Linked DNA regions of Homo sapiens: region 1 is linked to region 2. Evidence: chromatin contacts called from ENCODE Hi-C data. All regions are on one chromosome and are shown on one strand. Each heading gives the region's core, a stretch centred on a gene start or an enhancer-like site at or near the end of the contact. The rest is flanking DNA. Distances are from core to core; before and after follow the strand shown.

Region 1 (5,330 bases), core at 1,438-3,937, 860 kb before region 2:
ATTTATTTTTTATTTTTTTGAGAAGGAGTCTCGCTCTGTTGCCCAGGCTGGAGTGCAGTGGCCCCAACTCGGCTCACTGCAACCTCCGCCTGCCGGGTTCAAGCGATTCCCCTGCCTCAGCCTCCCAAGCAGCTGGGACTACAGGCGCCCGCCACCATGCCTGGCTAATTTTTTAATTTTTAGTAGAGATGGGGCTTCACCATGTTGGTCAGGCTGGTCTTGAACTCCTGACCTCGTGATCCGTCTGCCTCAGCCTCCTAAAGTGCTGGGATCACAGGCATGAGCCACCACGCCCGGCCTATTTTTGGTTTATGAGAGGAGCTGCTGATACCTGGAGACTTGATACCCACAAGCTCCCCTTAGCCACAGTTCCAAAACAGGACATGGCTCAAGACCGCGTCTGGGGAGGAGGGGGAGACAGGATAATTCAGGCCTGCTGGGTGCTGCCTGCTGGGGGTACCCAGGGTCTGTAGATGTGTAAAGCCAGAGAGCTGGGACCAGAGTCTGCTGTTTCATTTTGCCCAAGACTTTCTGTGGGCCTCCTGGAATAAGGCAGACCAGCTGATGGTTGTTTTTTTTTTTTTTGACAGAGTCTTTCTCTGTCACCCAGGCTGGAGTGCAATGGCGCGATCTCGCCTCACTGCAACCTCCGTCTCCCAGGTTCAAGTGATTCCCCTGCCTCAGCCTCCCGAGTAGCTGGGACTACAGGTGCGCACCACCATGCCTGGCTAAATTTTGTATTTTTAGTAGAGATGGGGTTTCAGCATGTTGGTTAGGCTGGTCTTGTACTCCTGACCTCAAGTGATCCACCAGCCTCGGCCTCCCAAAGTCCTGGGATGACAGGCGTGAGCCACCACGCCAGGCCCGGGTAATATCTCTTATAGCTAGAGTGATTTTAGAGTGACCTTCGCATATCGTGACCCGTGAGTGAGTTTCCTGGGCGTGATGGTTAATACTGAATGGCAGCTTGATTGGATTGAAAGATCCAATCAAAGCGTTGTTCCTGGGTGTGTCTGTGAGGGTGTTGCCAAAGGAGAATAACACTAGAGTCAGTGGACTCGGAGAGGCAGAACCCCCCTCAATCTGGGTGGGCACCGTCTCATCAGCTGCCAGTCTGGCCAGAATAAAAGCAGGCAGAGGAGCGTGAAAAGGCTAGACTGGCTTAGCCTCCCAGCCTCCATCTTCCTCCTTTGCTGGATGCTTCCTGCCCTGGACCACTGGACTCCAAGTTCTTAATCCTTGGGACTCAGACTGGCTTCCTGCCTCCTCAGCTTGTAGATGACCTATGGTGGGACCTCACCTTGTGACTCTGTGAGTTAATTCTCCTTAATAAACTCCCCTTCATATATATATAATTCATGTGGACTCTTTCTAGACCATATAGATTGTATTAGTCAGGGTTCCTTAGAGGAATAGAACAAATAGAAGATACACACACACGCACACACACATATATATGTACGTATATGTGTGTATATATACACGTGTATATATACACACATATATACACGTGTATACACACACATGTGTATATATACATGTATACACATATATGTGTATATGCACATGTGTATACACACATATGTGCATGTACACATATGTGCATATACGCATATATACACGTGTGTATACGCATATATACGTGTGTACACGCATATATACACGTGTGTACACACATATATACACGTGTGTACACGCATATATACACGTGTGTATACGCATATATACACACATACACACATATATACACACATATACACACACACATATATATACACACACAATACATATATATGTGTGTGTGTGTGTGCGTGTGTGTGTATATATCTTCTATTAGTTCTATTCCTCTAAGGAACCCTGACTAATACAATGTATATGGTCTAAAAAGAGTCCATATGAATAATCCACTCCTAGTTTAGCATATCATCAAGAAATAACCATAAAAATGGGGGCCAGGTGTGGTGGCTCACGCCTGTCATCCCAGCACTTTGGGAGGCCGAGGTGGGTGGATCGCCTGAGGTCGGGAGTTTGAGACCAGCCTGGCCAACATGGTGAAACCCCATCTCTACTAAAAATACAAAAAAAATTAGTCGGGCATGGTGGCAGTTACCTGTAATCCCAGCTACTCGGGAGGCTGAGGCAGGAGAATCGCTTGAACCCGGGTGGCGGAGGTTGCAGTGAGCCGAGATCACGCCACTGCACTCCAGCGTGGGTGACAGAGTGAGACTCCATCTCAAAAAAAAGAGAAAAGGTTGTATTCTTTTGAGTCCTTGATAGCCTCTGACTGAATACATCATGTATTAGTTTGGTGTAGAAGTAACGGAGTGAAAACAAAAACAACAAAACAACCACCACCACCACCACAACAAAAAACACCCAGGCACAAAAGTGCAAAATGGCACAATATCATTTGCATGAAGTGTCTAGAATAAGACTGCTTGCAGAGTCAGAGAGCAGATGGGTGATTGCTTAAGGCTGAGAGCAGGGAGACTGGGGAGTGACGGTTTAATGGGTATGGGGTGTTTTTTTTTGGGTTACGAAGGTGTTCTGGAACTAGCTAGGGCCGGTGGTTGTGTAAAATGCTCAGTGCACTAAATCGTCTCTTCATTGTGCAATTTTTAAAATGGCAAACTGTGTGTGATGGGTATTTTCCCACAGTAAGAAACAGCAGCAGCACAAAGGGAGGTGATAACTCACGTCATATCACACCCTGCAGGCCCCATCACCCTTCCTCCTTCCTCTGTTCACCTCCTCCTCCTTTTCCGGGCTCTGCAGACGAGCCCGGGCAGCCCTCCCCGCTGGCCGTCTGGACCCAGGCCTGCCTGTCTTGGGTGCATTTTAGGACATTAAGTCTGGCTGGAACCTGAGAGCATCAGCCATGCGGTAAGTCCCCACATCCCTCCAGCAGTCTGGGAGGGGAGCTCTCTCCTTTGCTTTTGTACACTCTGGAGAAAATTGTCAGGCAGCAGACATGAAGAGCCTCTGGGGAGATTCAGTGAGGGCTGGCAGGCAGGTGTCCAGGAGCCTGAGTGACTCACGAGAGAAAGGACATATTCCTTAAAGACAAATTCATCAACGGATTGGTTTAAATAATTCCTGCTCAGCACATCCCAAATTAAGCTTCGTCATCAGACACTGCATCTGTTGCCTTTTCTAGAAACATGAGCTCTAAGCTCAGTGACACCGTCTGTCAGGGTTTCAACGTTTCACCTCCCCCCTCCAGGGGAGCCGGTTTCCATACACCAAAGCTCTCCAAGGTCCAGTTGTGAGGATGGGGAACGCTGGCTGTCTGGTGACGGCCTTTCCAAAGCTGCCCTGTCCTCTTGCATTAAGAAAGATTAGTTTGTACTCCGGGAGGAGAGGCGCAGAAGGTTAACAAGATTAGAGAGAGCTCCTGAGACCTGCGGTGAGATTCCCTGAGGGATGTGGCTAATAAAACTGTAAAAACAACGCAGGCGGTGTCTCTCACCGCCGGGTCCTGATTTCAGGGCCGCAAATGTCTACCTCTTCTAGGCAGTTTGCTACCTCAATAATTTAGGTTGTCAGTTGTGGTATCCAAGCCCCAGCACACTTTTTTGTTTGTTTGTTTGTTTGTTTGTTTTGCAGTTTGCAGGTGATAGTTTCTAAAGATGTGTTTTTCTATTTTTCTTTCTTTCTTTCTTTTTTTTTTTTTTTTTGAGACAGAATCTCACTCTGTCGCCCAGGCTGGAGTGCAGTGGGGCGATCTCAGCTCACTGCAAGCTCCGCCTCCCGGGTTCACGCCATTCTCCTGCCTCAGCCTCCCGAATAGCTGGGACTACAGGCGCCCGCCACCACGCCCGGCTAATTTTTTGTATTTTTAGTAGAGACGGGGTTTCACTGTGTTAGCCAGGATGGTCTCGATCTCCTGACCTCGCGATCTCCCCGCCTCGGCCTCCCAAAGTGCTGGGATTACAGGCATGAGCCACCACGCCTGGCTAATTTTTTGTATTTTTAGTAGAGACGGGGTTTCACTGTGTTAGCCAGGATGGTCTCGAACTCCTGACCTCGTGATCCGCCCACCTCAGCCTCCCAAAGTGCTGGGATAACAGGCGTGAGCCACCGCGCCCGGTCTATTTTTCTTAACTAAGAAATGTGTATGTGTGTGCATATGGTTGTGTGGCTGGTAGAGGTGGAGAGCTTCAGGAATGTGTGTATGCGTGTGTGTTTCTGCGTGTGTCTGTGTATGTGTTTGTGTGTTATCTTTGCTTGTGATTATGTTTGTGTCTGTACATATGTGTGTGTCTTTGTGGATGTGTGTTTGTATATGTATGGCTGTCTGTGTGTGTTTGCCTCTTTGTGTATGCATGTGAATGTGTGTGTTTATATTTGTGTATTTATGTCTGTGTAAGTGTATTATGTATTTGCACATGAGTGTGTTTCTGCATGTGTATATTTGGGTGTCTGTGTGTGTGCATGTGTGTGTATATGCATGCTAGTGTGTGTGCAGTTGTTTGTGTATGCATTTGTGCATATGTGCATGTGTGCATTTGTGTGTGTAGATATGGATATGGATGAGCGTGTATATTAATGTCTGTATGCATTTGTGTGTATGTGCATGTGTATATTTGCGTGTGTAGATATGGATATGTATGAGCATGTATATTAGTGTCTGTATGCATTTGTGTGTATGTGTGCATATGTGCATGTGTGCCTTTGTGTGTGTACATATGGATATGTATGCACGTGTATGCTGGTGTCTGTATGCATTTGTGTGTATGTGTTTGTGCATGTGTATATTTGGGTGTGTGTAGATATGGATATGTATGAGTGTGTATGCCTGTTAGTGTCTGTATGCATTTGTATTTGTATTTGTGTATGTGAATGTGAGCATTTGCACATGTGTGTATACGTGTGTCTGCATGTGTGCATCTATGTGTGTGCGTGTATGTGCAAGTGCGTATGTGTATAGGCACATGCTGATTTGTGTGTGTGAGAGGAGGGGCACAGGCAGACACTCTCTGTGTGGTCCCAGGTGAGGCCTGGTGGCAACGAGCCTGGTGCGTTCAGCCCTGGGTGGATGTGGTAGCGGAGGGAACAGCAGGGCAGCGTCCGAGGTGTGAAAAAGCACAACCTGCCCCGAGAGAGCCCTGCGCTCTGGGCCATCTCGGCTTCTTGGGCCATAGGTACATTCCTCACAGGTGACCTGAGTGTGGAGGAAAGGCCGTCTCTGCAGGCCAGGGGGCTCGCTGGTTAGTGCTCACACCCAGAGTGCACCCGGACGGCACCAGAGATCTTCCTACCTCCCAGGAGCCGTTGCACGATCTCCGGGCATCGCCACCCCCGACCTCGGGCACCACGAGACTCCATTT
Region 2 (5,031 bases), core at 1,625-4,124:
ACTTGAACCCGAGAGGCAGAGGTTGCAGTGAGCAGAAATCGCGCCACTGCACTCCAGCTTGGGTGACGACAGAGCGACACTCTTTCTCAAAAAAAAAAAAAAAATCCTATGTATGTTCCATCTCTTCTTTATTTCTATGATATGGAATGTGACATGGTTTGGATTTGTGTCTCTGCCCAAAGCTCACGTTGAATTGTCATCTGTGGTGTTGGAGGTGGGGCCTGGTGAGAGGTGGGTGAATAACAGGGGTTGTTTCTAATGGCTTACCATCATCCCCCAGTGCTGTCTTGTGATAGAATTTTGTTTGTTTGAGATGTAGTTTTGCTCTTGTAGCCCAGGCTGGAGTACAATGGCACAATCTCCACTCACTGAAACCTCTGACTCCTGGGTTCAAGCGATTCTCCTGCCTCAGTGTCCAGAGTAGCTGGGATTACAGGCGCCTGCCACCAAGCCTGGCTAATTTTTCTATTTTTAGTAGAGATGGGGTTTCACCATGTTGGTCAGGCTGATCTTGAACTCCTGACCTCAAGTGATCCCCCTGCCTCAGCCTCCCAAAGTGCTGGGATTAGAGGCGTGAGCCACCGCACCCGGCCTCGTGATAGAGTTCTCAGGAGATCTGGTTGTTTAAAAGTGTGTGGCACCTTCTCCTTCACTCTCTCTCTCCTGCTCCACCATGTGAAGATGTGTGCGCTTCACCTTTCCCTTCACCACGACTGTAAGTTTGCTGAGGCCTCCCCAGGAGCAGAAGCATGTACAGCCGGCAGAACTGTGAGGCCTCCACAGCCATGCTTACTGTACAGCCTGTGAATCTGTGACTCAATTAAACCTCCTTTCTTTATGAAATACCCAGTCTCAGGTAGTTCTTTATAGCAATGTGAGAACAAACTAATACAGAAAGAAAATTTTTTCCTGATGAGAAAATGTCTGACAGTTTTCCTCAAAATTTGTATCGTTGTACAGATGTCCAAGTTGGTAGCTCAGGAAGTCTGTAATTACCAACAACATTCTTCATCATCGTCACTGTCATCACCATCATCATCATCATCCTCACTGTCACCATCATCATCACCCTCATCATCATCATCCTCACCATCATCATCATCCTCACCATCATCATCACCATCATCACCATCACCATCGTCATCATCCTCACCATCATCATCACCATCATCACCATCACCATTATCATCCTCACCATCCTCACCATCATCATCATCCTCACCATCATCATCACCATCATCACCATCACCATTATCATCCTCACCATCATCACCATGATCATCATCCTCACCATCATCATCACCATCATCGCCATCATCCTCACTGTCACCATCATCATCCTCACCATCATCATCACCATCCTCACCATCATCCTCACTGTCACCATCATCATCCTCACCATCATCATCCTCACCATCATCATCACCATCATCATCACCATCATCATCCTCACCATCATCATCACCATCATCATCCTCACCATCATCCTCACCATCATCATCCTCACCATCATCATCCTCACCATCATCATCCTCACCATCATCATCACCATCATCATCCTCACCATCATCATCCTCACCATCATCATCCTCACCATCATCCTCACCATCATCATCCTCACCATCATCATCCTCACCATCATCATCACCATCATCATCCTCACCATCATCATCATCACCATCATCATCACCATCATCATCCTCACCATCATCATCACCATCATCATCCTCACCATCATCATCACCATCATCATCCTCACCATCATCATCCTCACCATCATCATCCTCACCATCACCATCATCATCCTCACCATCATCATCACCATCATCATCCTCACCATCATCATCCTCACCATCATCACCATCACCATCCTCACCATCATCATCCTCACCATCATCATCACCATCATCATCACCGTCATCATCACCGCCATCATCCTCATACACATCATCATCATCCTCACCATCATCCTCACCATCATCATCCTCACCATCATCATCCTCACCATCATCATCACCGTCATCATCCTCACCAACATCATCACTGCCATCATCCTCATACACATCATCATCATCCTCACCATCATCATCACCATCCTCACCATCATCACTCTCGCCATAATCATCACCATCATCATCCTCGCCATCATCATCGCTGTCGCCATCATCACCATCATCATCCTCACCATCACCATCACCACTGTCACCATCATCATCACCATCATCCTCATCGTCACCATCATCATCACCATCTTCATTATCACCATCACCATCATCATTATTATCACCAAGCTTAAATGCTTGCTTTGCCCTCTTTTCCAGAGACTCTTGACCTCTGGTTTTACTGTGTGTACCAGAAAAGTCTTCGTAATTATGTGGCCTCTGATTGTTTTTTCTAAGAGAGTAAGAGGAATCACGGTGGACGTATTCTGCCTGAATGTGTCAAAACCGTGCTAAGAGCTCTGAACATGAATATTAACATTGGGTATTTACTTTTCCTGTTCCTACGTGTCTGTTTTTTAAAAAAACAATTTTATCATGGACATTGAGGATGATACGTTGTGGTGCAGTCAGGTATTTTCCTTTATAGAAAGAGTCTATTCCTCTATAGAAGAGTCTATCAGACAGTTAGCTTCGCTGGATATACACTTTAATCTTTGTGTTTGCTGAAGTGGGCAGGAGTTTAAATATCTGCTCAGTTCTTTCAACATCACACTGATGGATTCCTCTTGGTTCTCTGAGGTCTCCCCACACATGCATAATCCAGATGACCAAATATTTGGGCAGCGTTCAAATCCAGACTTGGAGTTCCCTTAAACCGTTGCATATTCCCCTTTTAAACATTTCCTCCTCGTGTTGCAGGGTCTCTGGCAGCTGCCAGCTCTCTCGTGACTCTTCAGGCTAGTAAACCTGCAGAAGTTCTCACTTCCCCAGAATTAAGCGACTTTGGGAAGCCCCCTGCAGAAAGGACGTGCAAATGCTAATCTTCACAGGGCAGTTCCCCATTTGTCAGAGAGTTCCTCTGCCCACATTTCTGCCTGTTTGGGGCCAAGGGTCTTCACATCGTTTTTTAAAAGGCTTCATCCAGAGTTTATCCTTGTGATCTCCGGGACGTTCTGTCCAATACACACTATTCTTCAACGACTGGAAGTGAGAGTCGAGAATTAAGAGCAACTTTAAGGATTCAGATTTGCCAGGCACAGTGGCTTATGCCTGTAATCTCAGTATTTTGGGAGGCTGAGGTGGGCAGATGACCTGAGGTCAGGAGTTCGAGGCCAGCCTGGCCAACATAGTGAAACTCTGTCTCTACTAAAAATACAAAAATTAGCCGGGCATGCTGGTGCATGCCTGTAATCTCAGCTACTTCAGAGGCTGAGGCAGAAGAATCACTTGAACCCAAGAGGTGGAGGTTGCAGGAAGCCAAGATCGTGCCACTGCACTCTAGCCTGGGTGACAGGGTGAGATTCTATTTCAAAAAAAAAAAAAAAAAAGGAGAAAAAAAAGGATTCAAGTTTCAAGTGGTCAAGCAAGAGAAGGCTTTGGCCTCAGAATTCGAGTCTCAGCACTTTCATCTGTCATGAAAACATTACGTCATGTCTTATGACTTAGCTCCTGGTATGGCGAGGCCTTTGAAGTGAGATGATTTGAGAGAAATCTCACATTCTAAATGTGAGGTTTTTAAAATTACATAAGTAATATTATATAAAATATCGGTCATAATGATTGTATGCAGTAAGTGCTCAATAAATACTAAATGTGATTTTTGTGATGTGCGATACATTTCAATGCTTCACTTTAAAAATTGGTCGAATTACACTTGTGATTATTTTACTATTAAAAACAAAATGTGCCGGGCGCAGTGGCTCACACCTGTAATCCCAACACTCTGGGAGGCCAAGGTGGGGGGATCACTTGAGGCCAAGGTTCAAGAGCAGCCTAGCCAATATGGTGAGACCCTGTCTCTACTAAAAATACCAAAATTAGCCGGGCATGGTGGCGTGCACTTGTAGTCCCAGCTACTTGGTAGGCTGAGGCAGGAGAATCGCTTGAACCCAGGACACGGAGGTTGCAGTGAGCTGAAATCATACCACTGCCCTCCAGCCTGGGCAACAAAGCAAGACTGCATCTCAAAAACAAAAGCTAAAACAAAACAAAAGAAAACAAAAAACCCCACAAAATGCGATTATTATTATTACACAGAAGTTTGCTCATTGTTAAGCCTTCTCATACTCAATATTGGATATTTTCTCCACCGTAATAACACCAGAAACCTATTATCCACTGTTTCAATAAGGAAATTAAATCACTTAGAAGTGTTTCGTTTTCAAAAATCTACTGACGCGTTTCTTAAGTGTGTGTAGGACATAATGATTTTCTCCTAAAATGTACAGCATGGGAAAGAGGCCGGGGGAAGGATAATTTTTTAGTGAAGAAAGCTGACAAACACCATCTCGACCAGATAACTGAGGTCAACATGCACTGTGAGAAGTCTTGTGGTTGTGAGAGTGTGTACCCTTGTTAGGATATGACGAGAAGGGCCTGTCCAACTTGTGGTCGTTCCCCCAAAAAACCCACAACCCGCATCTTTTTTTTTTTTTTTTTTTTTTTTTGAGATGGAGTCTCACTCTGTCGCCCAGGCTGGAGTGCAGTGGCATGATCTCGGCTCACTGCAACCTCTGCCTCCTGTGTTCAAGCGATTGTCCTGCCTCAGCCTCCCGAGTAGCTGGGATTACAGGTGGGCACCACCATACCTGGCTAATTTTTGTATTTTTAGTACAGATGGGGTTTCACCATGTTTGTCAGACTGGTCTCGATCTCCTGACTTCGTGATCTGCCCGCCTCGGCCTCCCAAAGTGCTGGGATTATAAGGGTCAGCCCCCACGCCCGGCCCCCAAACCCCATCTAATCATGAAGAAAACATCAGAAAAGGCCAGGGGCGGTGGCTCACTCCTGTAATAATTAAAAAATTAAAATTAAAAAAATCAGCTGTGGGCATGGTGGCGGGCACCTGTAGTCCCAGCTACTCAGGAGG

What was found. Hi-C counts contacts between places; a loop is a spot of excess contacts on that map. Pooled maps may share reads with other maps.
Region 1: a map with no recorded cell type shows a loop between it and region 2 (4-fold over the local background). The contact joins two enhancer-like sites. A Hi-C loop is called at or near these places in 1 of 168 maps with a recorded cell type or tissue (OCI-LY7), 24 of 37 single-sample maps with no recorded cell type and 8 of 50 pooled maps.

Annotation. Positions count from the first base shown.
Region 1 is chrX:1,654,989-1,660,318 of GRCh38, forward strand. No RefSeq gene overlaps it. Among named protein-coding and RNA genes, the nearest start is that of ASMT, 43 kb to the left of the region's middle. RefSeq lists enhancers at 2,310-2,811, 2,812-3,311. Within about 2 kb of position 2,688, at least 9 of the 41 ENCODE cell types and tissues checked have a DNase peak (open chromatin) inside an H3K27ac peak, as active enhancers do; they include OCI-LY7, where a contact is called at or near this core.
Region 2 is chrX:2,518,642-2,523,672 of GRCh38, forward strand. No RefSeq gene overlaps it. Among named protein-coding and RNA genes, the nearest start is that of ZBED1, 20 kb to the left of the region's middle. Within about 2 kb of position 2,875, at least 5 of the 41 ENCODE cell types and tissues checked have a DNase peak (open chromatin) inside an H3K27ac peak, as active enhancers do; they include OCI-LY7, where a contact is called at or near this core.